Regions from separate parts of the Homo sapiens genome. Here region 1 is linked to region 2. Evidence: chromatin contacts called from ENCODE Hi-C or POLR2A ChIA-PET data. All regions are on one chromosome and are shown on one strand. The core of a region is the stretch at or near the end of the contact, and the rest is flanking DNA. Distances in the headings are between cores, read along the strand shown. Region 1 holds the start of ELOVL7 (ELOVL fatty acid elongase 7). Region 2 holds the start of SMIM15 (small integral membrane protein 15).

Region 1 (2,700 bases), core at 43-2,542, 320 kb before region 2:
GAAACTACAAAGAAAGGGAATGAATAAGCGGGTGCGTGGTAAGAACGCAGAGGCAGCCACCAGGTATCGATGACCCTTTCGGAGCACGTAAGCAATAAAAGTGAGGAATGAAATAAAGGGTAATCCGAGAGCACAGGGTTAAGTGAACATGCTTTCCGAGGGGAGATCGTAGCAAGAGGGAAAAGACCACTGGCGAGGAACTCGGGTCGCTAAAACTGTTCTTCAGTCGACGCGGGACTAACTACACTGGGAGCAGGACAGGTGTAAAGACCCGCTCCTTCCCGTCCCGAGTTCCCCAGGGAGCTCCAAAGAGCGCTCTGTCCGCACCGGGTGAAGTTTGAAACAGCTCTGACTTGAAGGGGGAAAGCCCATTTCCCAACGAACCTGGGAAAGCCCATTTCCCAACGAACCTGGGAAAGCCCATTTCCCAAAGAACCAACGATACCTGGGACGACAAAACAACAGGCTTTCCTGTTTCCATCTCCGGCACGACCTGTTCCACGGCTCTGTATTCATCAGCCTCCTCCCGGCCAGCAGCAGCCACCAAGACAGGATGCGGCTCGGGGAGCCGAAGGGACAGCGCCCCAAGTTCATCTGGCCGCGGGAGCAAAAAAAGCGCCCAAAGGGGAAGGAAGGAAACAGAAAGAAAGGGGCTCCGGAATTTGGGGGGGTGGCTAGCGAGGCCAGACCCCGGAGCTGGGAAAATGACCTCCGCGTCCAAGGTCGAGCAGGTCCTTCTCCCTCCCAGTCCCGCCGGCGAGCACCTCTGCCCCTCCCGCTCCGCTCCGCAGGGCCAGCGCCGCGCGGGACCCCAGTCCAGGCTCCGCTCCGCAGCGCGCCCACCGGGCCCGACCTTCCCTTCGGGATGCTGCCGGGTGGGGGCTCCCGAGAAGGCGCAGGTGAGCGCCGCGGCCCCGCGCTCCGGCGAAAAGGGCCTCGGTCCTCCCCACGCGCAGGCAGCGGGGACAGAACTTCCCAAGCGCCTCCCGAGCCCAGGGAGGGCCTGGCCCCGCTCCCGGGGCCCCCGCACCCGGGTCCCACTTCTCGCGCGCCGCGCCCAAGTTCCTCCATCCGGCCACTCCCGACGCCGTTCCCCTCGGCTCTGCCTCCCTCCCCAGTCTCTTCTCCTCCGCGCGCCGGGAAAGTTTGGCCCCTGCCCGCCGGCCTGGAACCCCGCACTCACCGCACAGGGAGCGGAGCCGAAGCGCCGGGCGCGCGCGGGAGAGAGGGCGGCGACTGGCAGCGCGAGCGCGGAGCTCCTCACAGCGGCCCCCGCTGTCCCGGCCGCCGACTGGGTTGGAAAGGGGAGGAGGCCGCCGGGTGTCACCTGCCCGCTATCCCACCCAGCCGCGTGACGCGCGCAGCGCCGCCCCCTGCCCGCCGCCGCCAGGTGCCCGCCGAGGGCCGGAGGGAGGAGCCGGGGCGGCGCGAGGGGGAGCGGCCGGGAGGGCGGAGGCCGCCCCGGCCTCGCCTCCGCCGCGCGCCCTGACTCTCGGGACTGGGGCCCACCGGCCGCTCTGGGTTAGCGGGGCTGGTCGTGGCACCGATGACCTTTCTTTCCGAGAGCAGATGCCATCACTTGGGGGACATCTCCAGGCTGACATAGCAGAGTGGAAATTGTCGTCATGCGTGACTCATTTGGGAATGAGCAGTAGAAAAATCCGAAATGAGGAAAACCTAGCTGAGGCTGGAGGCGGAGAAAAAGGGGACTCCTTGCTTCTGAAAGGGTATTGGGAGGGTTAATTCGCATCTGAAATGGAAGCCAGACCAAGAGGAGAAGGCCCTGGGAGGGGAAGGCCGACTTGGTTCAGCTCCATCCCCTGCTTATAAGGAATAAGAAACTAGAGAATTGAGGCAGCCTGGGGGGCATGGGGAGAGGACTTTTAGAGCAATGAAGATTAGATTGTATATCATCTAACTTTGTTTCTGGTAACAGCAACTGCTGCAGGAAAAAAAGTCTAGAAAATTCATTTCTCGTTACCTACTGTTGGATTGGAAAGTGGGGGTGGGGATGAGCGTTCGGAGTGTGCACCTGCGCTTGGTTTATTTATTTTTTAAACGTACCTGGCCTTGTGTCTGGTAATGATCCTCCTAATCGCTGGTATGATTTGGATCATCAATAGCTGAAAGGCAAAATAGGGGCCTAGAGAAGTTCCCTGCTTCTGAGGCAAAACCAAAGGCTGGTGTTGAACTGTCCAGAAACCTAAAAAACAATAATCATTTTTAGTTGCAGTCCTGACCCAACCACCTCACAAATGTGGGCTTTGAGTTTGTATTGCGAGTTCTCAGCATGGAATCAAGAAACACAAAAAGGGGCTGGGAGCGTCAGGACCACCAGAGAGGATGGGTAGGGAGAAAAAAAAAATTGGGGTGTCGGAAGCATATTTTCCTCACATGTAGGGATTGCCTTCGGCAGCTTAATCCCACTACATTAAACAAGAGGTTTTAATGTTTTTATGTAAAACTTCGAAAGTGTCCATTGAAAGAAAAGCAAAAAAAAAAAAAAAAAAAAAAAAAAAAGCTTAAATTGCAAAGAATCTCGAAGTCAAAAAAACTAAAGATTTCTCCTTTCTTTTAGATAACTTTGCTTTCATATTAAAAACAGATCATTTAGTAGACTTAGGAAGTCTTTTGGGAACGGGAGACAATTGCCTAATGATACTAGCCTTTGAGTCTATCACAATTTACCATTTATATATA
Region 2 (2,700 bases), core at 87-2,586:
AGTGACCCAATCACGACTTCAGATGACCCTTGGTAGTCTGTCTTCTTGAGTTCTACTGTACACATCTGAGAGACGGTTTAAATTCTGTACAATTGGCTAGTTGGAAAGAATACAAAAAATAAAACAAAATTTAAGTCACAATTTCAGGATAATTGTAATAAAATTTTAAATGGAAAATTTCTATATTGTATATATGCAACCTATATGACATCTAAAATTGCCTATCCGGTATAGTAACTTAATACGTTTCTTCCTCATTTGAATTTACAATTGCAAATGCCCTGTAAGAAAATCCTAATTACTGGAAATCAAGTATTTTACTAAGTTACTTATTTCAATAATAAAATTTTTTTAGTTCATTGACATACGGGAGACAAGTTGGCTCACTGACTGACTTACACAGCGTATCCGTTCCTAGATTTTCAATTTTTATACTAAAAATGTTGCCACTCATTTATTTACTGGATTAGGTACACCACTACAAAATCAAACAGCTCATCTTACTCTTTATAAAGGTTTTTTTGGGTCCATCATACAATTTGTGTCCTTTACTTAAAAAATTAGAAGACATAACCAAACAAATTATAGTAATTCACCCACAGTCCCATTACCCCAAGAAAACTGTGACTAGTTTTAATTATATCTTCCCCACGATTTTCAACTGAACACACATGAAAGTGCCTAATACGTTAAATATCTTAGCTCCTGGACTTCATACGACCTCACCCATACAGTTAGAATTAGGTACTACTGAGATCGATCTGCCTTCACCTTCTCCAGCCCAGTAGCGAATAAACAATGTAAGTTTCAGAAATAAGCAAAAGAACTTTGCAGTAAAAGAGCCATGGTCCACAGGCCACACATCTCCCTGCAACTCAACTTCGGACCCAAACGCTCGCGCCTCCACACTTTCAGGAATAAATCCTACTCTTCCGCCCAAAACGGATCGACCAGGCTCGATCTCCCAACCAGACCCGCGTGGCCCCTGCGGCTGCAACGGGTAGCACTTGACGGCCGTCCGCACTTCCTCCTTTGTCTTTCCCTTATTCCTTACGTTTCTCCCTTGCTCACTCTTCCCTCCTTACCCTATCGGGGCTGCAGACCCACGGAGGCCACGTTCACTCCTGCCCGTCGGCCTTGGCAAGCGCGGGCCCCTTGTCGCGCAGAGCGGAGGGTCCTGGGAGATCCTGGGTTGGCCCAGCCACACCTTGCGCCGCCGCCGTTTCTGCTGGACACCAGGAGAAAACCACGGCAGCTGCAGCCACCAACTTCCCCTACATAGCCCCACGGGATCGGATCCCACTCCCCACTCACCGCCAGACCGGAAGCAGGAAGGCGGAAGTCGCGGCCTTTGCGTCCCGCCCACAGGCGACCCGAGCCGCCAGCCGGGCGTGAGTAAGTCTAGGGCCCAGTTTCCGGCTGCGCCATTGCTGTGTGGGTCTTGGGACCTCGAGTTGGAGGACGCGGGAGGGTGGGGGCGGGGGCAGGGCAGCGCTGAGATTTCCGGGGAGCGGCAGGTGAGGCCGCGCGGGGCGGGTGACGGCACCCGGGCGGGCTCCTTTCCAGGCTGGAGCCCGAGACTGCCACGTCCTGCGGGGACCAAGTGGTGGGCGAGGAGGCGTGGAGCGGCTTCAGGACTCGAGGAGCGGTTCCGAAGCAGCTAGGGACTTTTGCCTTTGCCCCCCGAGGTCGATCGGAAGACAACCCCCATCCCCTGCTGTAGCGGGACAGTTGGAGGGTCATGGGTGGGTGAAGTGTTTGGCTGAGGGAAACTCAGACCAAAGAGCAGCGGCAAGAAAGCAGTTGGGTCCCCACAAAACGCCCGAAGTCAAGGTGAGGGTCACACAACGACTCTTGACGATTCCGGCGAGTTCATCCTGGTGCACATCCCACTCCATGCCTCTCTCTTCTGGTTGGACAATAGTTACATCCTTACGAAAAGGAGGCAAGCTACTGGGCCTTGGTGGATCCACTCAACCTTGTTACCAAGGGACATGCCGCCATGCTATGTGAAAAGGGGGGTTTTGTTGTTTGTTTTTAATTTAAGTATCTAATTCGTTTCACGAAAGAATGATCAATACCGGCCCAGAGTAAACTTGATAAGTAATTAAACTGTCAGGGCATAGAGTTCCCATAGAGGTGCTTGTTCTTTCAATACACAAATAAAGGGATGCAAAAGTCAACATGCAGAAAGGGTGAGTTAATATTGTCTTCTAATCTACAGGAACTGAAAGATTAGCTAATCTGGTTTGGTTGGTGACCAAATTTTGTGATTGCTTGCACTGTTTGACTACCTCTGACAAATGTTGCAAGACCTCTTCACTGATTCTCCAAAGACTATAGAATGTTCTCTTTCAGGAGCAAGCTGCGACATGTTTAACTAGTTTAGGTAAAACAACAATAACTGTTATTTACCAGGGAACAGGCTTTTGGCAGATAATCTAACGATCTACGATACTGTTCGTTGGGCATATGTTAATGTTTGTAATGTTGTATTACCAGCAGTTGTTTTCTTACTCCTTTTTATTTGAAAACCTGGATGATAGTTTCAAAGCCTATGCTGCTTAGGCCTAGCCTGTACCTTAGTAGCCAGAAAAAGTAGACTCAGTCACTGGATTGTGTGCACTGAATACTTACTTGAGATAACTGATTTTTCTAAAACTTCCCCAAGTCTTGAATCCAAGATGTGGGCAGAATGTA

Evidence for each region. Hi-C counts contacts between places; a loop is a spot of excess contacts on that map. ChIA-PET counts read pairs that join two places held with the same protein, here RNA polymerase II (POLR2A). Pooled maps may share reads with other maps.
Region 1: a map of K562 shows a loop between it and region 2 (3-fold over the local background). The contact joins the promoter of ELOVL7 here to the promoter of SMIM15 in region 2. A Hi-C loop is called at or near these places in 1 of 168 maps with a recorded cell type or tissue (K562), 2 of 37 single-sample maps with no recorded cell type and 7 of 50 pooled maps. POLR2A ChIA-PET finds 5 or more read pairs at or near these places in 2 of 52 experiments (Panc1 and activated T-cell).

The regions. Positions count from the first base shown.
Region 1 is chr5:60,842,977-60,845,676 of GRCh38, forward strand. It overlaps ELOVL7 (ELOVL fatty acid elongase 7), which reads right to left and starts at 1,293. Exons shown (of 9, transcript NM_024930.3): 1 at 1,184-1,293. RefSeq lists silencers at 965-1,024, 1,035-1,194, 1,215-1,514.
Region 2 is chr5:61,161,132-61,163,831 of GRCh38, forward strand. It overlaps SMIM15 (small integral membrane protein 15), which reads right to left and starts at 1,337. Exons shown (of 3, transcript NM_001048249.4): 1 at 1,086-1,337; 2 at 1-96. It overlaps SMIM15-AS1 (SMIM15 antisense RNA 1), which reads left to right and starts at 1,185. Exons shown (of 4, transcript NR_109908.1): 1 at 1,185-1,395. RefSeq lists enhancers at 504-1,400, 886-965, 1,036-1,295, 1,826-1,925, 1,966-2,025 and a silencer at 1,476-1,585.